Linked DNA regions of Homo sapiens: all the other regions are linked to region 2. Evidence: read pairs that join two places in POLR2A ChIA-PET (ENCODE). Cell type or tissue: K562. All regions are shown on one strand. Each heading gives the region's core, and the rest is flanking DNA. Links, peaks and the distances in the headings are about the cores only.

The links. Peaks named below come from ENCODE experiments on the same cell type or tissue, not always from the same donor. Only the 100,000 strongest peaks of a DNase experiment are listed, where the experiment ranks them.
Region 1: POLR2A ChIA-PET joins it to region 2 with 5 read pairs; 2 of 35 experiments call an interaction of 5 or more read pairs at or near these places.
Region 3: POLR2A ChIA-PET joins it to region 2 with 5 read pairs; 4 of 35 experiments call an interaction of 5 or more read pairs at or near these places.

Annotation. Positions count from the first base shown.
Region 1 is chr16:16,170,993-16,178,661 of GRCh38, reverse strand. It overlaps ABCC6 (ATP binding cassette subfamily C member 6), which reads left to right. Exons shown (of 31, transcript NM_001171.6): 19 at 1,036-1,210; 20 at 2,676-2,751; 21 at 5,258-5,378. Among named protein-coding and RNA genes, the nearest start is that of ABCC6, 49 kb to the left of the region's middle. In K562, for the core only: no CTCF peak of the experiment used is centred there; a DNase peak (open chromatin) is centred at 4,419.
Region 2 is chr16:16,079,900-16,087,568 of GRCh38, reverse strand. It overlaps ABCC1 (ATP binding cassette subfamily C member 1 (ABCC1 blood group)), which reads right to left. Exons shown (of 31, transcript NM_004996.4): 17 at 4,027-4,203; 18 at 578-745. Among named protein-coding and RNA genes, the nearest start is that of ABCC1, 130 kb to the right of the region's middle. In K562, for the core only: no CTCF peak of the experiment used is centred there; a DNase peak (open chromatin) is centred at 3,588.
Region 3 is chr16:15,986,860-15,994,528 of GRCh38, reverse strand. All of the region lies in intron 1 of ABCC1 (ATP binding cassette subfamily C member 1 (ABCC1 blood group)), which reads right to left. Among named protein-coding and RNA genes, the nearest start is that of ABCC1, 41 kb to the right of the region's middle. RefSeq lists enhancers at 2,106-2,637, 2,638-3,169, 3,702-4,234, 4,994-5,657. In K562, for the core only: a CTCF peak has its summit at 3,362 (motif pointing right); DNase peaks (open chromatin) are centred at 3,398 and 6,008.

The sequences.
Region 1 (7,669 bases), core at 1,380-6,379, 91 kb before region 2:
TGTGACAATGCTATGTAACAAACAACCCCCAGATCCCAGCAGCTTACAACAGCAGGTGTTTCTTCCTTATGGATCTGTGATTTAACTACTACAGCTTTGCCTTGGATGATTGGCCAGGGTCAGATGTACTCCTTGTCTTCTTGTTTTGAGACACAGGCTAAGGGAGTCCCCTCTGTTTCTCTATTTGGATATGCTGTTTACAAGAAAGGCGGCAGGAGCACAAGAAGGGGAGCTGTCCCCACTCTGAGTCCAGGGACAATACCCCCACCCCAACCCCCAGCTCAGGAGGCTGGCCAAGCACATGTGTGTAACTTTTTTCTTTTTCTTTTTTTTTTGAGATGGAGTCTCGCTCTGTCTTTCAGTCTGGAGGGCAGTGGTGCGATCTCCGCTCACTGGAAGCTCCGGCTCCCGGGTTCACGCCATTCTCCTGCCTCAGCCTCCCGAGTAGCTGGGACTACAGGTGCCCGCCACCACGCCCAGCTAATTTTTTGTATTTTTAGTAGAGAAAGGGTTTCACCATGTTGGCCAGGCTGGTCTCGAACTCCTGACCTCAGGTGATCCATCTGCCTCGGCCTCCCAAAGTGCTGGGATTACAGGCATGAGCCACTGCGCTCGGCCGTACATTTTTTTTTTCTTTCTTTCTCTCTCTCTCTCTTTCCTTCCTTCCTTTGTTTCTTTTCTTTTCTTCTTTCTTTTCTTCTCTTTCTTTCTTTCCTTTCTTGACAGAGTCTTGCTCTGTCACCCAGGATGGAGTGCTGTGGTCCAATCTCGCCTCACTGCAAGCTCCACCTCCCAGGTTTAAGTGATTCTCTTGCCTTAGCCTCCAAAGTAGCTGAGACTACAGGTGTGCGCCACCTCACCTAGCTAATTTTTGTATTTTTAGTAGAGATGGGGCTTAGCCGTGTCAGCCAGGCTGGTCTCGAACTTCTGGCCTCAAGTGATCCACATGCTTTGGCTTCCCAAAGTGTTGGGATTACAGGCATGAGCCACTGCACCCGGCCACATGTGTGTAACTTCTACCCCTTCCCTGCCCAGACACGGATTCTCGTGACGCACGCACTCCACATCCTGCCCCAGGCTGATTGGATCATAGTGCTGGCAAATGGGGCCATCGCAGAGATGGGTTCCTACCAGGAGCTTCTGCAGAGGAAGGGGGCCCTCATGTGTCTTCTGGATCAAGCCAGACAGCCAGGAGATAGAGGAGAAGGAGGTACTAGGTGGGCTTTGCTGATTCTCCAGGCCTGGCTCCTGCCACCCTTGGGGGAAAAGGCTCGAAGGGTCCTACTGGCATGAATGGAGTGCTCTGGCCACACCCTGTCTGCAGGCCTAGGCCTGGAAGCAGACAGCTCTCTTAATAGGTCACCTTTCTCCAAGAATAGCCGATAACATCATCCATGAGCCAGGGGTTGTGCTAAGTGCTTCTGTAAAAAATACACTATTTCATTTGATTCTCACACATGCCCCAGAGGCATGTGAAGTTATTGCTGTCATTTTACAGATGAGCAAACTGAGGCAAAGAGAGTTAAATCACTTGCCCAAGGTCACAAGATTAGAACTTGAGTATGTCCAGCTCCAGAGTCTATGCTTGCAGTTGCTATGGAGACAGCCCAAGAAGGACTTTGATGCCTAGCAAGCTACACCATGCTAGCTAGGGTTTCTAATAATCCAGAAAAACAGTGTGCTGGATACATGGCAAGGTTCTGGAAGTAAAGTTGCCAAGCCAAGCTCACTCACAATGACTGAAAAGTAGCAACTAACAGCACATCACAGAGGTTAGCTCATTTAATCAACATAATGCCCCTGTGAGGCTGGTACTAGAATCATTTCCATTTCACAGATGAGGAAACTGAGGCCCAGAAGTTAAGGAACTAGTCCCAGGTTACATGGCTTGTAAGTGGCAGCACTGGGATTTGAACCCAAGCAACTTGATTCCAGAGAATGTGTTTTTTAATTGCTACCCTCTACACTATCCCTTCATGACAAAGCAAGGATTCACATCCAGGTCTCCCTCAATCTCAGGCTTTGCTTCTTCTGAGAACATCTGCTTAGCACTGGCCCAACCTGGTTAAAACCTTAAGTGTTGATTCACAATGTCACAGTCCTGAAGCTTGAAGATAGAACTTGCCTGTTTGTGTTGGTCAGCTTTTGCTGTGATGATGCTGTGTAACAAATAGCCCCCCAAATCCTAGCAGCTTACAGTAGCAGTTACTTGTTGCTTACAGGTCTGTGGTTAAACTACTACAGATTTGCTTTCAGTTACTGGCCACACCTGGGGGATAGTGGTGGGGAGGTGTCCTTCCTAGGGGAGATGGTACCTGAGGGTAGGTGAGAGTTAGCCAGAAAAAAGCATTCCAGACACAAGGAACTGCTTGAGCAAGGCTGTTGGGGGAAACAGAGGTAACTTGACTTTGTACAGTGTTAAATGCTGTTTTTCCAACCTCAAGTTCATAGTAGGTGCTCAGTTATCACTGATTGAAGAAATGAATGAGTGAGTGAATGCCTGAAGGATGTTCCTGGAAGAACTCAGAGTGGGGTGTTGAGAGAGGTTGCTGGAGACGTGGCAGGAGCCAGATCAGGGGAAATGGATGGTCAGAGCGGTTAAGGCCACATAGTCAGTGGGTGTCAAAGTGGGTATCTGGGCCGTGTTGCGTGACAGGACTCTCTTGACCTTGCAGAAACAGAACCTGGGACCAGCACCAAGGACCCCAGAGGCACCTCTGCAGGCAGGAGGCCCGAGCTTAGACGCGAGAGGTGAGTCCACCATGGTGCCACACTCAGAAGGGCACAGGCTGAAGCTGAAGTAGCTGAAGGGACCACCCGCATCTCGGGCAGTTAGGCGGGCAACCAAAACCATTATGGATAGAGAACCTGCTGAAGTCCCCCCCATGGTGCCCTGCTGAGGGATAATTTACCAAAATTGGTCCAGTTAGCCAAGATGATTAGGCCCCTATAAGGCCAGTTCATGGAATGAACAATATGCCTTCCAATTGATGGATGTCTTCAAGTGGGCCGAGGCCAGCTTGCTGGAGTTGTCTGAATGCTGCAGTAGGGCAGGACTGGTTCCTCCCCATAGCTGTAAACCACCATGCCAGGCCTGGCCACTTATGCTTTGACAGGCTGGCTATGCACAGGGCTTGGGTCTGTATGCACAGCATCACTTGACGCTGGCCAGAACACGTGGGCAAGGGGCCAGGAGGAGGCCTCCGGTCCCCTCTTTTCTCAGCTCCCTCCAGCCAGGACACAGCTGGGCTCACTGTGGAGCTGTCGGCAGCAGAAGGACCTGCTGCCTGATACTCTCCCCTCTTAATGAGAGGGGTCTTGGGAAGCAGAACAACAGGCCACTGATACCAGATGGCCTGAGCTTAAGTGCCTGCTATACAGGGGTGGTGGGCGGCAGCGATCTTGAGGGGCCTCAGTCCCCAGGGACCATTGGGGCTGACCCCCATCCCAGCTAGCCACCCTGAGGGCACTTCTCAATCACACACACACTGAGAAATCCCACCACCTTCACAGCGCACAAGAATCTGAAGTAAGATCAGATGGATAGGTAGTCATGTTAAAAGAAAACCAGTAGACACATTAAGGCTGGGCATGGTGGCTCACACCTGTAATCCCAGCACTTTGGGAAACTGAAGCGGGTGGATCACTAGCTAGAGGTCAGGAGTTCGAGACCAGCCTGGCCAACATGGTGAACCCGTCTCTACTAAAAATAAAAAATAAGTAAATTAAAAAAAAAAAGCCGGCGTGGTGGCATGTGCCTGTAGTCCCAGCTACTCGGGAGGCTGAGGCACGAGAATCACTTGAACCTCGGAGGCGGAGGTTGCAGTGAGCCGAGATTGTGCCAAATTAACCTCTAGCAAATTTAATGTGTCTGAGGTTTTTTGTTTTTTGCGGGGGGGGGTTTTGAGACAGAATCTTGCTCTGTCGCCCAGGCTGGAGTGCAATGGCACAATCTCGGCTCACTGCAATCCCCGTCTCCCAGGTTCAAGCGATTCTCATGCCTCAGTCTCTTGAGTAGCTGGGACTACAGGCACATGTGACCAGGCCCGGCTAATTTTTGTATTTTTAGTAGAGACAGGGTTTTGCCATGTTGTCCAGGATGGTCTCAAACTCCTGACTTCAGGTGTTCCACCTGCCTCAGCCTCCCAAAGTGCTGGGATTACACGCGTGAGCCACTGCACCTGGCTAACAGAGGTTAACTAAGCAAAGAATGATCCGCACATCGGGCAGTCCCTGAACCAGAATACGTCCAGAGAGGCTCTGGTACAGCCACGGGGTCAAAGATTAATAGACAGAAAAAGGAAGGTGAAGGACAGAAAACAGAAGTGAGGTACAGAAACAGCCGGATTGGTTACAGCTCAGCGTTTGCTTTATTGGAACATGGTTTGAACGGTTGGTTGCCTTTGATTGGCTGAAACTCAGTGATTGACACAGGAGTAGGTTGCAGTCTGTTTGAGTCCAATTAGGTTACAGTTCACTATGTACGGGGAAAACCTTTAGGCCAAACTTAAAATATGTAAGGAGGCAGCTTTGGGCTAACCTCAATTTAATAGAAGGTAGGTAGACATGTATATGTAGATATACAGGTATGTAGATGAATGGATAAATGGATGGATGGATAGATAGATAATATTCCTATTTTTACAGCTGAGGAAACTGAGGCACAGAGGTTAAGTCAGCCCACTCATCCACAGATAAAACATTCAAAGAGTCTTTAGCATCTGAATTGTGCATAATTTATATTCTGCCAGTTGGACTGACAAATCTGATGGTATACAGTAGGAACAAAACAATTGCACGAAAGCTTAAGCCAAAATAAAAATTCTGAGAACAGGCTGGGCATGGTGGCTCATGCCTGTAATCCCAGCACTTTGGGAGGCTGAGGCAGGTGGATTGCTTGAGCTCAGGAGTTTGAGACCAACCTGGGCAATGCAGCAAGACCCCATCTCAAAAAAAAAAAAAAAAGAAAATTCTGAGAACAGAGTTCCAATGGTGGGCAAGTTAAGTTCATCCTGTGAATTGGCATCAGAAGAATGGGCTTGCTTGACCCTGGGGTAATAGATGGCATTTAGCTGGGTACCATATGGGAAGAAGGGAAGTGTGATATCTGGTCAGTATTCTGTTAGATAAATGAATGAATGAAAGAGTACAGAGTGTACCCAGAGCTCAGTGGCTGTCAGTGGGCCTGAGGGTTAGGCACATACACCCCACCATTGGGAGAGATACTGACTTTGTCTTCATTTCCTCTAAATGACAGGTCCATCAAGTCAGTCCCTGAGAAGGACCGTACCACTTCAGAAGCCCAGACAGAGGTTCCTCTGGATGACCCTGACAGGGCAGGATGGCCAGCAGGAAAGGACAGCATCCAATACGGCAGGGTAACCACCAGCTTCACCCACCCCTCCCCACCCACTGCTGCCACCTCCAGGGGCCCAAGTCTTCCCACCAAATGTAGCACTTGGCAGTGATACTCACCTTTCTTGAGCACCTACTATGTGCCAGTAGCATTCTAGATGTTCATTTTCTTAATCCTCACAACCACCCTAAAAAATAGATATGATAGGTCTATTTCAGACATAAAGAAACTGAATTCTTTTAAAATTTATTTTATTTTGATTTTGAGAAAGTGGCTCGCTCACTCACCCAGGCTGGACCGCAGTGATGTAATCATAGCTCACTGCAGCCTCGACCTCCTGGGCTAAAGCAATCCTCCTACCTCAGTCTCTCAAGTAGCTGGGACTACAGGCGTGTGCCACCATGCCCAGCTAATGTTTGTATTTTCAGTAGAGATGGGTTTTGCCATGTTGCCCAGGTTGGTCTGGAACTCCTGGGCTCAAGTGATCCTCTGGCCTCTGCCTCCCAAAGTGCTGGGGTTACAGGTGTGAGCCACTGTGCCCAGCCAAGAAACTGAAGTCTTAAACAGTTAAGAGACTTGTTTGTGTTTTCATATCTAGCCTGGGACACAACCTGGGACTCAAATCTAGGCCAATCTGAGTCTGAAGCTTACACTGTTTCTCATCTTCTATACTGCTATGTATCTCCACCCACCTACTTACCCATTCCATCATCCACCTAGATGCTCATCCACCCACCCACCTATCCATCCCACCCACTCATTTATCCATCCCATCCATTCACCTACCCACTGATTTATCCATCCCACCCACCCATTTATCCATCCCACCCACTCATTTATCCATCCATCCCACCCCCTCATTTATCCATCCCACCCACTCATTTAGCCATCCCACCCACTCATTTAGCCATCCCACCCACTCATTTAGCCATCCCACCCACTCATTTAGCCATCCCACCCACCCATTTAGCCATCCCACCCACTCATACCCATTTATCCATCCCACTCACTCATTTATGCATCCCACCCACTCATTTATCCATCCCACCCACCCATTTATCCATCCCACCCACCCATTTATCCATCCCACTCACTCATTTATGCATCCCACCCACTCATTTATCCATCCCACCCACCCATTTATCCATCCCACTCACTCATTTATGCATCCCATCCATTCATTTATCCATCCCACCCACTCATTTAGCCATCCCACCCACTCATTTATCCATCCCACCCACTCATTTATCCATCCCACTCATTTATGCATCCCACCTACTCATTTATCCATCCCACCCTCCCATTTATCCATCCCATCCACTTATTTATCCATCCCACCCACCCAACCACTCATTTATCCATCCCACCCACCCATTTATCCACCCACCCACCCACCCATTCATTTATCCATCCATCCCACCTACTCATTTATCCATCCCTCCCACCAACTCATTTATCCATCCCACCCACTCATTTATCCATCCATCCCACCCACTCATTTATCTGTCCATCCCATCCACTCATTTATCCATCTATCCCACCCACTCATTTATCTGTCCAACCCATCCACTCACCCACCTACTCATTTATCCATCCCATTCGCTTACCCATCCATCTATCCCACCTAACAATACATCCAACCATTCCCTCACCTATGCATCTGTCTGTTCAGCTGTTCATCCATTCATTGATCTTTCCATCCATTCATCCACTCATTCACACACCTACCTACCTACCCACCCGCTCATTTATTCACCCACCTACCCTCTCATCCATCCAGCAAACATGTACACAATACCCACTATGTGCCAGGCTAAGTCTGGTAGAGATTAGACACTAGTGAGGATAGACGGAGAGTAAATAATTATGCTAATAAGTAAGCTATGTCCAATAACAATAAGTGCTATAAAGAAAATAAGAATGATCAGGCGCAGTGGCTCATGCCTGTAATCCCAACACTTTCAGAGGCTGAGGCAGGAGGATTGCTTGAGGCCAGGAGTTCGAGGCTGCAGTGAGCTATGATCATGTCACTGCAATCCAGCCTGGGTGACAGAGTGAGACCCTGCCTCTTAAAAGAAAGAATGATGAAATAGAGACCACTGAGAAACCCTACCATGGTTGGTATGGACAGGATGCTCTGAGAAGTGACATTTGAGCTTCCCCAAAGAATGTGTGAAGGAACCAGTCATACAAAGGGCAGGAGAAAGAGCGCTCCAGGCAGAGAGAGCAGCAGGTGCAATGGCTCCGAGGTGGGAAGTAGCTTAGGGTGCCAGAGAAAGGGGTCCCATGAGGCTGGCAGGCAGTGAGTGGGGG
Region 2 (7,669 bases), core at 935-5,934:
GGAGAAGTGCTTGAACCCGAGATGCGGAGGTTGCAGTGAGCTGAGATCATGCCACTGCACTCCAGCCTGGGCAACAGTAGCGAAACTCCACCTCAAAAAAATAAAATCAGGGGGAGAAAAAAAAGAGCCAGTGTGTACCCATTACCACAACTGCCCTATAAAAAGAACACAGGAACTATTTCCTATTATGTTAAGGTGTTGTGGCAATTTTCCGACCCCTCTACCCACAGACACCTCTGCAAGTAAGAAAATGCAGCCTGCTAGGTCACAGGCAATGTCTTGGAGTGGGATTCCCCGCTAAGAAGCCAGCCCTGTGACTTAATCAGGAAGAGAGGCCTCCCTTGGCCATGGAGAGGCAATGAATTTAACTCTGCGCGGAGGACTTACCCCTATAAAGACAAGTACAAGACGGCTGTCTTAGGAAGGCTTCCAAGACAAGCATGAGAAATGTGTTCTTTAAAGTCCAATTAAAAACAAAGAAAGCCAGAGAAAGTAAAGGACTCCTAAAGGGGACACGTTCTGACTTAACCAAAGGGCGAGACGGCCCAACACCAAGCCCCACCCCGCCAGCAGGCACCTTGTTCTTCAGCATCCCCTTGGGGCCAATCACATTTTCAAAGATGTGTTTTCCCACATGGGCATCCACTGCTGAGAGGGGATCATCGAAGAGGTAAATGTCAGCGTTGGAGTACACGGCCCGGGCCAGGCTCACGCGCTGCTTCTGGCCCCCAGACAGGTTCACGCCCTGGGGAGAGACACACACAGGAGTGGGTTTCCTGGGAAATCTTGAGACTCACAATACGTAGAAGCAGGCCGAGTGTGGTGTGATCCCAGAACTTTGGGAGGCCAAGGTGGAAGGACTGCTTGAGACCAGGGGTTTGAGACCAGCCTGAGCAATATAGGGAGACCCTGTCTCTACAAAAAAAGAAAAGAAAAGAAAAGAAAAAATTAGCCAAGCCTGCTGATGTGCGCCTGTAGTTCCAGCTATTCAGGAGGCTGAGTGGGAAGATGGCTTGAGCCCAGGAGTTCCAGGCTGCAACGAGCTATGGCTGGGCCACTGCACTCCAGCCTGGGCGACAGAATGAGACCCTGTCTCTTTAAACAAGAAAGAAAGAAAGGCATAGAGCCTGCTCAGGACACAGCAGGTCCTGGGTGAAGGCCCTGCAGAGCTGCACCCACCTCCTCTTCTTTAAGTTTGATGCTGAAGGCATGAGGTCACGCCTGCACAAACCTGGAGCCAGGCCCCAGCTCCACCACCACCAAGGATGGGATCACAGGCACAGGGTTTAGCCCCACCTGTCAACTGGGCAAAAGAGAAAACCTGAATCTCCCGTGAGGTGCTGAGCAGGGCACGTGGTGCACAGCAAGTGCTCAGCAAAGGATGGCTGACGGCACCAAATCATGTTGACCAGTGGGAAGGCCGTGATCCCTTAGTCTCATGGAAGGCGCTGGTGGACGTGGTCATATTATTGTTACTGCTGCTGTTGGTGACAGCTGCCATGTTTGCCAGCTTACTCTGGATCTGTCACTGTCTGGCAAAGCCACATATAGGTGAAGCAAGGCTCCGGCCTGGGGATGCTGAAATCCAGCCCACATCCCAGTCACCAGGAGGAAGGACAATGCATGGACCAGCAGCAGCGCCAGCTCCCACCATGACAGATAAGCCAACGTCGTTTCCCTATTTGGCTGGAAATCACAGGTTACTGCCCAGTCCCTCCTGAGATGCCTGCCCTGACTCCCATGCACTGAGGTGGGGTCCTGGCAGCCACGTGCCTTCTTTTTGTTTTTGGAGACAGAATCTCACTCTGTCGCCCAGGCTGGAGTGCAGTGGCACAATCTCAGCTCACTGTAATCTCCGCTTCCCAGGTTCAAGCAATCCTCTCACCTCAGCCCCCTAAGTGGCTGGGACCACAGGTGCACGGCACCATGCCTGGCAACTTTTTGTATTTTTAGTAGAGGTGGGTTTTCACCATGTTGCCCAGGCTGGTCTCGAACTCCTGACCTCAGACAATCCTCCCACCTTGGTCTCCCAAAGTGCTGGGATTATAGGCGTGAGCTACCGCGCCCAGCCAATAATTCGTTTTTTATTTCCAAGGAGCTGCAGGCTTATCTCAATTTTTAAACATCATTCACCACGTAAGAAAGCCGACAGAGCCCCTGGCTTGTAACTAAAAACAGAAATGGGCCAGTGCTTTGCACTCTTGGTCTTCCAAGAGGGGACACACCAGACGACCACCATGGGGTGCCAGAGCAAAGTGGCCAGGCAAGCAGCAGGGGAGGCACCCCAGGCCTTGAAGGCTCAGACCAAGGTGTGGAGGTGGGCAGGGGCTGGGGGTTGCTGTGAAGCAGCAGGAAAACCTGGGAGATGGAGCACAGCAGGAGGGAGGGTCTGCAGTGGTGAGAGGCAGAGAATGGCCCTTTTAGAGATGACAAAATGAGCAGGTAACAACATGGACACAGGAACCATGCTCTCTGCAGCTCTGTGGCTGTGTGGCCTCAGGTAAGTCACTTGGCCTCTCTGTGCCTCCTTTTTCCTCAATGATTACCTAGGTATAACAACAAATTCCACCCATGGGCTTGCTGTGGGGAAGAATTACGTGTAAAATGTTTAGCATAGTTCCCAACATACAGAAAATACTCAAGTTATAGGCCGGGCGAGGTGGTTAACATCTGTAATCCCAGCATTGTGAGAGGCAGAGGCGGGCAGATCACCTGAGGCCAGGAGTTCAAGATCAGCATGGCCAACACAGCGAAATCCCATCTCTACTAAAAATACAGAAATTAGCTGTGCGTGGTGGCAGGGGCCTGTAGTCCCAGCTATTCAAGAGGCTGAGGGAGGAGAATCACTTGAACTCAGGAGGCAGAGGTTGAACCAAGAGTGAGCCACTACACTCTAGCCTGGGCGACAGAGAGAGACTCCATTTCAAAAAAAAAAAAAGAACTTTGAGAGGCTGAGGCCAGCCGATCACTTGAGGTCAGGAGTTAGACACCAACCTGGCCAACATGGTGAAACCCTGCCTCGAATAAAAATACAAAAATTAGCTGTGCGTGGTGGCAGGGGCCTGTAGTCCCAGCTATTCAAGAGGCTGAGGGAGGAGAATCACTTGAACTCAGGAGGCAGAGGTTGCAATGAGCCAAGAGTGAGCCACTACACTCTAGCCTGGGCGACAGAGAGAGACTCCATTTCAAAAAAAAAAAAGAACTTTGAGAGGCTGAGGCCAGCGGATCACTTGAGGTCAGGAGTTAGACACCAACCTGGCCAACATGGTGAAACCCTGCCTCGACTAAAAATACAAAAATTAGCCGAGTGTGGTGATATGCACCTGTAATTCCAGCCCCTCAGGAAGCTGAGGCAGGAGAATCACCTGAACGCGGGAGGCAGAGGTTGCAGTGAGCTGAGATCGTGCCACTGCACTCCAGCCTGGGCAAGAGAGCAAGACTCCATCTCAAAAATAAATAAATAAATAAAAAGAAAGAAAGAAAAGAAAGAGAAAATGCTCAGTAAGTGTTAGCTATTGTGCTATTTTCAGTATTATGGCTATCTTGACAGGGACTGTGAACATATGAATCATCGACTCCCCTCCTCCCAACAGCATGCCCTCTGTCATGTGACTCTGCAGTCATGTGACCACAAAGGTAGAATGTACTTCCTTCTTGGTCCCTTGCCTTTGAGCTTGGCCAAGTGACTTGCTTTGTGAGTAGAAGGGACAGTGTACTTTAAGGGACATTGCATGCTTTCTGGGGGGCCTATCTTGGGCCTCTGCTGCCACCATGAGAAGAGCCCCCCTTTGGAAAGCTGTGGACCCCTCACCCCGGTCCCCAGCAAAAGCTCTGTAAGTGAGACCTGAGCCACACCCACAGCCTGGACCCAAGTTCAGCTGGCCTGCAGCGTGCAGCAGAGCCGCCCAGCTGAGCCCTGCCGGGTCAGCTGATAGCAGCAGACTCACAGCCCACTGAGATTGTGAGAGCATTTGTTACGCGGCAACAGCTGACTGATTCAGGGGCCAACATCCAACCTATACTGACCTTCTCGCCAATCTCTGTCCGATCCCCACTGGGCAGGATTTCCAGGTCTGGGAGGAGGGCACAGGCCTGTATCACGGACCTGTAATATGGTTCCTCCAGCTGACATCCAAAAAGGATGTTTTCTCGGAGAGAATCATTCTGAATCCAGGCCTGCTGTGGCACATAGGCCACGGAGCCCTAAGTTGCAAATGGAGAACGAGGTGAGACAGACACACAGACAGATCTGATCAACGAGACAACAGCTGGCCCACCCGCCTGCTAGGAGGGCCTCACTTCACAAGTCATTTTCATCACAACTATTGCTTTGGCAAGAGGGAAACTGACTCACAAAGGACAACAGATGCCAGGGCTGGGATCAGAACCCACAGCAGGTGAATCACTGACTCCAATATCAGGAGTCAAAGAGTTGATATCCTCGTTGATAAGATTACAGTTATTTACTTAGTAGCTAGCTATTAACTCAATGCCTACAGCGGTGATCAAAACCCCTGCTTCCAAAGAGTGGAAGTCCCTCAGGTGACGGAAAACTACTTGATTACAGTTACGGTGGACGCAAAGATAAAAAGATATATGACACTTTTTAAGAGTCTAACTTGACTAGGCGCAGTGGCTCATGCCTGTAATCCCAGCACTTTGGGAGGCCAAGGCAGGCAGACTGCTTGAGGTCAGGAGTTCAAAGCCAGCCTGGACAACATAGAGAAATCCCATCTCTAAAAAAAATAGAAAAATTAGCCAGGCATGGCGCTGTGCATCTGTAGTCCCAGCTACTTGGGAGGCTGAGGTGGGAGGATCACCTGAGCCCAGGAAATGGAGGTACCACGAGCTGAGATTGCACCGTGCCACTGCACTCCAGCCTGGACCACAGAGCAAGATCCTGTCTCAAAAAAATTAAAAGACTGACCTAGTTTGGGACATCCGGGAAGGATCTTTGAGGAAATATCCTTGCTAAAAATTGAAGCAAAGACTCCTATATCAAGCATCCATTTCAAAGGCTTATTTTTATTTCCATATGTCAGGTATCACAAACAGCATGAGAATAAAGGCTAGAGTAAGGATATTTGTTTTGTGTATTTTGCTAATGAAAATGCTGAGGTAGTTAATTCTCTATATATTTATTACGTTTGTAGAAACAAAATCTTGCCATGTTGCTAAGCCTGGTCTCAAACTCCTGGCCTCAAGCAATCCTCCTGCCTTGGCCTCCTGAAGTGCTGGGATTATAGGCATGAGCCATCATGCTCAGCTCAAACATATGTTTAGACAAGAACCAAAAAGTGAAGAATGAGTCAGTTTCATGAGGAGAAGAGGGAAGAGCATTCAAGTCCGAGGGAACAGCACATGCGAAGGCCTGGAAGTGAAAAGTACTTGGCACATTCAAGGAACAGAAAGGCCAGCGTGACAGGAACATCGATCAATCCTGTGAGGGAACGACTGGCAGAAAACACACCAGGGACAGCAAGGGGGCCTATACTTGGTGGGGAGCATGGGCTTTATCAGAGGGGCAAGGGGAGCCCCTGAAGATTTTTTTTTGAAACGAAGCCTTGCTGTCGCTCAGGCTGGAATACAGTGTCAAGATCTCAGCTCACTGCAGTCTCTGCCTCCGGGCTCAAGGGATTCTCCTTCCTCAGCCTCCTGAGTAGCTGGGACTAAAGGCACACACCACCAGGCCCACTAATTTTTGTATTTTCAGTAGAGACGGGGTTTCGCCATGCTGGTCAGGCTGGTCTCAAACTCCTGACCTCAGGTGATCAACCTGCCTCAGCCTCCCAAAGTGCTGGGATTACAGATGTGAGCCACCGCGCCCAGCCAGAAGATTCTTGAATAAGGGAATTCTAGAGAGGGCAAAGCTGACAGCAGGTCCCAGGTACCCTCATTCTTACTCTAAATTCTCAAATAATTAACCTGCTGACTTGAATATCCTAACTTTTAAAAAGCCAAAATGTCAACAGTGGTGCCTTACCATAGAACCCACAGAAATTTCAGACATAATATACACAAACCACACCAACTAAAACATTTGGGAAAAGATAAATATTTTATATACATTTCTAGCACTCCCCTTACCTAGGCCAAACAACCAATAATAAATAATCATCTGGCCTGAAATGCTAATAGTGCCAGGATAGCAGAAAGCTGGGGTTAAGGAAACAGAAAGCAATGTGGATCCCATCGGGATTTGGAATTTTCTTCCATTAATCTAGCTCTCATGGTTCATTCATCTTATTTTATGGCAGGAACTTGAAAGTAATGATAAAACATTTCTTAAAACAACAGCTAAAGGTCATTAATTTGGACCCAACCACAATGTATACTTTCTAAAGGCACTGTATAATCAAAGAAAGGGTTTTGCTCTGAAATAAAAACAATGTCATTAACTAGGCCAGGAGCGGTGGCTCACGCCTGTAATCCCAGCACTTTGGGAAGCCGAGATGGGGAGATCACCTGAGGTTAGGAGTTCTAGACTACCCAGGTCAACATGGTAAAATCCCGTCTTTACTGAAAATACAAAAATTAGCCGGGTGCAGTAATGGTGGGTGCCTATAATCCCAGCTACTCAAGAGGCTGAGACAGAAGAATCGGTTGAACCCAGGAGGCAGAGGTTGCAGTGAGTCAAGATCACACGACTGCACTCCAGCCTGGGCAACAAAAAAAACTCTGTCTCAAAACCCACAACAACAAACAACGTCATAAACTTGACATTCCCAAAGGCAGATTCCAAGAGACAAATGTGCAGTTGCACAGACACTAAAGAGGTGCGGACAAGTACACCTGGGACACATAAGGTTAAACAGTTAATAGATTTTTTCTCCTTGCAGGACTTGTCAGAGCCTTTAATTTGCTAATGTTTACTGTAAGTCTCCAAGAGGGAGGGGGCTGGAGTATGCATTATTTCCCACGCTTCTTTGAGCCTGGGGTTCTTTATCGCCCAAATGTCCTGCAAGATGAGCTGGCTGCAGACCACACTCCTGGAAATGCTGGTAGCAAAACTTCCAGGGACGTGTCGTTACACTAGGAAAAGGCCTTCATGGGGAGTGAACTAAATGCAAACAAAGGCTGTTGATTTCCAGTGGGGATTATTTGTAAAGGAGCCTCTTAAGCTCACTCCTGGGGAATTTCAACTTACTTCAAAGTACACTGTGTATTTAAAAGCAGTAAAACTGCAGTCTTCTTTTAGCTCCATATTAAGAATTCAACACTAAAAATTTAAACTGTTCCCTTTAAAAAATGTTCTAAGAAAATATTCCAACCACATAAACATTTTTGTTTTGTTACATTTATAAGAATAGATACTCAGAGATCCATAAAGATAAAGAACAATCCAAAAAGACCCAAACAGACCAAGAGACACTCAGTGACAGGCAGAGACGCAAGGGAAGGAGACACAGGCTGCGTACCAGGGAGTCTTCGTGTGTCTACTAAGTATTTCTTAAGTGGCCAAATGCGGTGGCTCACACCTGCAATCCCAGCACTTTGGGAGACAGAGGTGTGCAGATCACTTGAGGTCAGGAGTTTGAGACCAGCCTGGCCAACATGGTAAAACACCGTCTCTACTAAAAAAATATAAAAATTAGCTGGACATGGTGGCGCATGCCTGTAATCCTAGCTACTCGGGAGGCTGAGGGAGAATCGCTTGGACCCAGGAGGC
Region 3 (7,669 bases), core at 1,380-6,379, 93 kb after region 2:
ATTTATTGGGTGCCAATAATAACAGCCAGAGTGATCACGCCAGGCACAGTGATTAAGTGCTTCCCAAGCACAGTCCATTTAAGCTTTCCAACAGCCCTACAAAGTCAGGACTATTAAAACTCTCCCCTTTCCTGGCAAGGGCTCTGAGGTCCAGAGAGTTTATGTAAATTGCTTGGGCTCGTCAACCTAGAAGAAACAGGGCCAGGATTTGAACCCACTGAGAGTCTGACACTGAGATCCACCACCTCTAAACCACGTGCTTGAACTCTAAGGCCTTTTGGTTTGTTTGGTCAGCTGGTTTTGTTTTTTGAGACAGGGTCTCACTCTGTTGCCCAGGCTTGAGTACACTGGCACCATCACAGCTCACTGCAGCCTCGATCTCCTGGGCTCCAGCAATCCTCCTGCCTCAGCCTCCCAAGTAGCTGGGACTACCTGGCACGCATCACCATGCCTGGCTAATTTTTGTATCTTTTGTAGATTCAGGGTTTTACCATGTTGCCCAGGCTGGTCTTGAACTCAGTCTGCCCGCCTCGGCCTCCCAGAGTGCCGGGATTAGAGGTGTGAGCCACCATGCCCAGCCAGAATTCTAAGGTGTTTGCAAGGTACATGGCAGACAGATGGAGCCTGAGGTCGCTTGGAGGCAAGATCTCCAGGGCCGGAGATCAAGTGAATGGCCTCAGGCCTCACAGATTCCAAATTCATCTCCCTAGAGCAGAGAAGCAAGATTTTGACTCAGACATGGAAACATTCTACAACTCTTCCCACCCACCCACCCCCGCATGTGAGCAGTGCAGGGTAGTGGTTAACAAAACAAGGTTCCAGGTCTAGGTTCCCGTCTCCACCACTTACAGATGTGTGCCCTCAAGCAGGGCTTCTTCAACCTCAGAACCGCTGGTATTTGAGCCCAAATAATTCTTGGTTGTCGGGGGCCATCCTGTGCATTGTAAGATACTGAGTGGCGTCGCTGGCCTCTGCCACTAGATGATAGTAGCACTCCCCACCTCCTCAAGTTATGACAATCAAAACTGTCTCTAGACATTGCCAAATATCTCCAGAGAGGCAAAAATCATCCCTGCTGCCCTAAAGCAAGTCAGTTCACCTCACCAGGCCTTGATTTCTTCATCTGTGAAATGGGACTAATTCTAGAACCCACCTATTACAGAGTTTAGAGAGTTATCAGGAGGGTTCAATCAGGTGACCCAAGTGCCAGGTTGCAGGAGCTGGTGTTCCCGGCAGCCAAGAGACGGATTAACACAGATAAGTGCAGGGTTCCTGTCATGCATTCATTCATTCAATCTATCATTCGATGACTGTTTATTGAGCACCTACTATATGCCTAGACCTGGGCTAGTCACAGGCATGGGGGAAAATCAGAAACGATATCTCTGTCCTCTTAAGACTCATAGTCCATCAAAGATGAAAGCTCACAGATAAGAACATAATGACAAAGAGCAGTACCTGCTGTGAAGGAAAGAGCAGGGGTGTCAGGACAGGAAGCACCAGAGTGGCGGTCTGGGCAGATGACATCCTAGCAGACTGGAAGGGTCAGGAAGAGCTGGCTGTGCAAAGATCTCGGGAAGCACATACCAGGCAGAAAGATGGCACAGGCAAAGGCCACAGTGGGGTGGGGTGGGGGGAGGATATGGCTGCACCAATGAGCTAGGACCCAAGATTGGGCGGGAGAAGTCACCAAAGGCCACCACATAGCCAATCTTGGAGGCATGGTACAGAGCATGGATTTTTTGTTCTAATTCTCACAGGAGGCCCTGGGAGTGCATTAAGCAGGGTCATGGCATCGCCTAATTCACATATTAAGACAGTGGTCCCTGGCCAGGCACAGTGGCTCACGCCTGTAATCCCAGCACTTTGGGAGGCCGAGGCGGGAGGATCACCCAAGGTTAGGAGTTTGAGAGCAGCCTGGCCAACATGGTAAAACCCCGTCTCTACTAAAAATACAAAAATTAGCCAGGCACGGTGCCATTGTGCCTATAATCCCAGCTACCCAGGAGGCTGAGGCAGGAGAATCGCTGGAACCTGGGAGGCAGAGGCTGCAGTGAGCCGAGATTGTGCCACTGCACTCCAGCCTGGGCAACAGAGCAAGAATCCATCTCAAAAGAAAAAAAGACAGCCATCCCCTTTTTGGCAGCAAGGATAGGTTTTGTGGAAGACGATTTTTCACAGACAGGGTAGGGGATGATTCGAGTGCATTACATTTATTGTGCACTTTATTTCTATGATTACATTGTCATATATAATGAAATAATTATACAACTCACCATTATGTAGAATCGGTGGGAGCCCTGAGTTTGTTTTCCTGCAACTAGATGGTCCCATCTCAGCTGTGATGGGAGACAGTGATAGATCATCAGGCATTGCATTCTCAAAAGAAGCACACAGCCTGGATCCCTCGCGCACACGGTTCACAGCAGGGTTCGCGCTCCTATGAGAATCTAATGCCACAGGTGATCTGACAGGAGGCAGAGCTCAGGCGGTGATGCAAAAGATGGGGAGCGGCTGTAAATACAGATGAAGTCTCACACGCTCGCCTGCCACTCACCTCCTGCTGTGTGGCCTGTGGCCTGGTTCCTAACAGGGCATGCATGAACTGGTGCCAGTCCGTGCTCTGGGGATTGGGGACCCCTGTATTAAGAGACCCTAGGAGAAGATCCTAGGGGAGATGGGAAAGGAGGCTGCAGCCATTGTCAAGGCAACGAAAGGGGTGACAGAGAAGCATGGTTCAAGGCCACTGCAGAGTCGGCGTGTATGGCCTTAGCACATTTACTCCTCCCCGTAACTCTAGGAGAAAGGTGAGGACCAGCAAGGTGAAGGAACAGCCCATAAGTGGGGATGCAAGGATGTCTGACTTAGATTCCATCCCGAGACAGGCACAGTGAGTACAGGTGCTGCTTTGTGACACCGCAGAGTCTACATTCACTGATCCACCTAATGAATGTTGATGGCCCTGCAGCTCCGCCCGCAGTGGGGGTCCTGCTTGGCGACACTGAGCTCTGTCCTGAAGCCCCCAGAAGAGCCGAGAGGTGCCATCCTTGCGGAACTTCACTCAACCCTGAGCTCGCTGGGGCTACTCTTCTTTTGCAGAACAAGCCCTGTACTTTTCATGTATATTGCAAGAATGAAAGGGGTCTGGAGTGGCGCTCTGTTTTGCCAACGGAAAATTAAGAAAAGGGAAAGAAGAGAAATAAGATTCACCCCACCACATACCCATAGCCCCCCGCACCCCACCACACACACACACAAAGCTTCCCTGCGATTTAGAGGCACAGGTGGCCCTAGACCCTGAGACACCCAAATTCCACTCCCTTGAGCTGGACGCTAAACGCCAGGAGGCACTAGCACTGCTGAACTAGAGACGACAGCAGTGATCTCCTAATCTCAGCCACACATGGGCCCTGAAGAGATATCTGCACTCCCGTGTTCACTGGAGCGTCACTCACAGCAACCAAGATGGAGACAACTAAATGTCTATCCGTGGTCAAGTGGACAAAGAAAACATGATCTATACATGCCATGGACTATCGCTCAGCCTTAAAAAGGAAAGAAATCCTGGCCGGGCGCAGTCGCTCACACCTGTAATCCCACCGCTTTGGGAGGTCAAGGCAGGCGGATCACAAGGTCAGGAGGTCGAGACCAACCTGGCTAACACGGTGAAACCCCATCTCTACTAAAAATGCAAAAAAAAAAAAAAAAAAAATTAGCCGGGCGTGGCGGCAGGCACCTGTGGTTCCAGCTACTCGGGAGGCTGAGGCAGGAGGATGGCGTGAACCCAGGAGGCGGAGCTTGCAGTGAGCCGAGATCGTGCCACTGCACTCCAGCCTGGGAGACAGAGCAAGACTCTGTCTAAAAAAAAAAGGAAAGAAATCCTGCCATTTGCAACAACATGGATGCGCCTGGAGAACATTATGCTAAATGAAATAAGCCAGGCACAGGAAGACGAACACTGCAAGATCTCACTCACATGTGACATCTAAAAAAGACAAACTCATAGAAGCAGAGAACAGAATGGTAGTTGCAAGGAGCTGGTGGTGGGGGAAACAGGGAGGTGTTGGTCAAAGCGTATAAAGTTTTGGTCATACAAGATGAGTCAGTCAGTCCTACGGTCTACTGTACAGAATAGTGTCTATAGCTCACAATACTATATTGTATACTTAAAAATTTGCTGATGGCCGGGTGTGATGGCTCATGCCTGTAATCCCAGCACTTTGGGAGGCCGAGGAGGGTGGATCACTTGAAGTCAGGAGTTCAAGACCAGCCTGGCCACTATGGTGAAACCCTGTCTCTACTAAAAATTAGCTGGGTGTGGTGGCAGACGCCTGTAATCCCAGCTGCTTGGGAGGCTGAGGCAGGAGAATCACTTGAACCTGAAAGACAGAGACTGCAGTGAGCTGAGATCGCACCACTGTACTCCAGCCTGGGTGACAGAGCCAGGCTCTGTCTCAAAAACAAAACAAAAAAAAATTGCTGAATGGTGCCAGGCACAGTGGCTCACACCTGTAATCCCACCTACTTGGGAGGCTGAGGTGGTAAGATCGCTTGAGCCCAGGAGTGGGAAGCTGCAGTGAGACGTGATTATGCTAATGAACTCCAGCCTGGGTGACAGAGTGAGACCAAGTCTCAAAGAAAAAGAAATAAAAATAAAACCAGAGCCCTGTCTAAGCACGGACTGCATACCAGGCACTGCGTTCAGGTTTCATGTACATCGCTCCATTTTATCACCCTAGCAGTCTATGAGGAAGGTACTGTAATGATTCCCACTTTTACAGAGAGGAACACAGAGACAAACAGGTGAGAAGATGGCCCGCGAGTCACAGGGGCAGGACCGTCCTGGATTCAAACCCTAGCAACTCTTCTGCACAACCAACCAAGGAACAGACGGGGCTTGGAGGGACGAAAGGCAAGACGACAGGGTGCTCCTAAATGCCACACTCAGAAACAACGCTGCAGAGGGGTAGCTCAGAAGCCAAGGGAAGCTGAGAAAAGGAGTGCAAGAGGCCCGTGGTTAGGTCAGGGCACCCGCTGGGCTTCTGAACATTAATCCTGTTTAGAGAGACAGCATGTGGCCTTCATTTCCCCACCGCACTCCTGAAAACATCTGGAGAAAGGCTAAAGTCTCCCAGCCCCGACACAGCAGGAGGCAAGCACGGCTGGCAGGGCCATGAGGTGAGAGGAAGGCGGCTGAAGCCAGCATCGCGTGGGCAGTGACGCGCCCTGGCATGCTGTTGGCTGGGCTGCACCCCACCCTGCCCCCTAACTCAGCAGAGCTAAGAATAAAGCCCAGTAACATCACAGGGGCAATTTCCAGACTTATCCCCATCACCCAGGAAGGCAGGGGCACGGCCATCCTTGCTCTATCCAGGCGGGTACCACAAATCCTCACGTCCAAGACACAGAACTGAACACAGTTACATGCAAAACTAATTTTTTTTTTTTTTTTTTTTTTTTGAGACAGAGTCTTGCTCTGTCTCCTCGGCTGGAGTGTAATGTCATGATTATAGCTCATTACAGCTTTGAACTCCCAGGCTCAAGTGATCCTCCCACCTCAGCCTCTCAAGTAGCTGGGACTAGAGGTGCACACCACCAAGCCTGGTTAATTTTTGTATTTCTTTCCAGAGATGGGGCCTTGCTATGTTGCCCTGTCTGGCCTCAAACTCCTGGGGCTCAAATGATCCTCCCACCCAGGGCTCCCAAAGTGCTGGATGAGCCACTGTGCCCAGTCCTAAGAATCCTGTCTTAACAGGGCTTCAGTGTTGTTAAGCACTAAAAAGAAAGCAGAGGTCAGGCTGCCCATCAGTGCCCAAATGTCAGCAGCAAGCATCTTGTTCCAACCTGCTTTCACCCCAACTCTCCCAAGCACCATGAGGCCTCTCGTGGAAGGCCCGTCCTATGAAGCTGACACTCACCCTCGTTTTCTCCATCCAACCCTGGCTATCTTTGCAAGGTTGCTCCCCAGCCACTTCCTCTCCTCTTATCAGACTCTCATGTTTCACCAAATAAATCCCTTAGTCATGTTCCAGGGTCTTGTGAGGGGTCAGGCATGTGCTGGGCATAGGGATATGTCTGGGGACACTGCAGTAACAGGACAGACAGCATTCATCCATTTACAGAGCACGGTTCCTAGGGCTGAGGGCCCAGCAGTGAACAATAGGGACCAAGGGCCGGCCCTCCTGGAGCTGACAGCCTAAAGAGAAGAGACAGATGGTTTAGAAAGGAGAGGATATGAAGACATGTGTGATGAAAAGCACTCAGAGAAGAGGGCAAGCCTTGCTGAGGACGGGTATTTAAATACAGGATTGAGCCAGGCACAGTGGCTCACACCTATAATCCCAGCACTTTGGGAGGCCAAGACAAGTGGGTCACTTGAGGCCAGGAGTTCAAGACCAGCCTGGCCAACATAGCGTGGTAGTGCATGCCTGTAATCCCAGCTACTCAGGAGGCTGAGGCACGAGAATCCCTTGAACCTGGGTGGTGGAGGTTGCAGTGATCTGCGATCACACCACTGCACTCCAGCCTGGGTGACAGAGCGAGACTCCATCTCAATTAAAAATAAATAAACAAATACAGGATGGAAGGAAACAGAGGAGTAAACCAAATGGCCATCTGGAGGAAGGGCACACCAAGCAGAGAAAACAGCCAGTGCAAAGGTCCTGAAGTCAGACCAGGCCTGGCATTTCTGAGAAACCGCAGAGAGGCCAACAGGTCTGAAGAATAACAAGCAGTGAAGACAGCGAGGAAGGAAGAAGGCAGGGAGGAGACAGTCAGTGCGGGACGCACAGGCCACCGCAGGGATTCTGACTTTCACGCAGGGTGACCTGAGGAGCATGGAGTTGATGTGCCGTGATCTATGTTTCAACACCATGGTTCTCAAGTGGGGGCAAGTTTGTCACTCAGGGGACATGTGACAACATTTGGAAACATCCTGGGTTTTCACAACTTAGGAAGAGGGTAGTGCTATTGGCACTCTGTGGACAGAGGCCAGGGATACTGCTTAATGGCCACAATACATAGGACAGCCCCCACGACGGGAAATATCTGGCCCCAAATGTCAACAGTGCCAAAGCTAAGCAGCCCTGTTTGAACAGAATCCCTCCCTGACCAAGCTTCTAGTCCACATCCCCAACACACCCCTCGTCAGGCAGATGGGGCTTCAGCTCCTCACCCTGTAATACTAGGCCAGCAACTAAACCTCAGTTTCCGCATCTGTAAAATGGGAATACTAACATTATGCAAATAAGCACTTTGTTAAACATGAGCCAGAGCACACAGTAGGTGCTCAATAAATACCACTACTAGTAAAACTTCCAGATCCACTTCTTGCTATAATATCCCTCCACATTCTCTCTTTTTCTGACACAGGGTCTCGTTTTGTTGCCCAGACTGGACTGCAGTGCCATGATCTCAGCTCACTGAAACCTCCACCTTCTGGGCTCAAGTGATCCTCCCGCCTCAGCCTCCTGAGTAGCTGGGACTACAGACACACACTATCACACCCAGGTAATTTTTCTATTTTTAGGAGAGATGGGGTTTCGCCACATTGTCCAGGCTGGTCTCAAACTCCTGAGCTCAAGTGATCCACCTGCCTCAGCCTTAGGATTACAGGCGTGAGCCACTGCACCCGGCCTCCTTCCACATTCTCTAGCCTAACCAAATGATT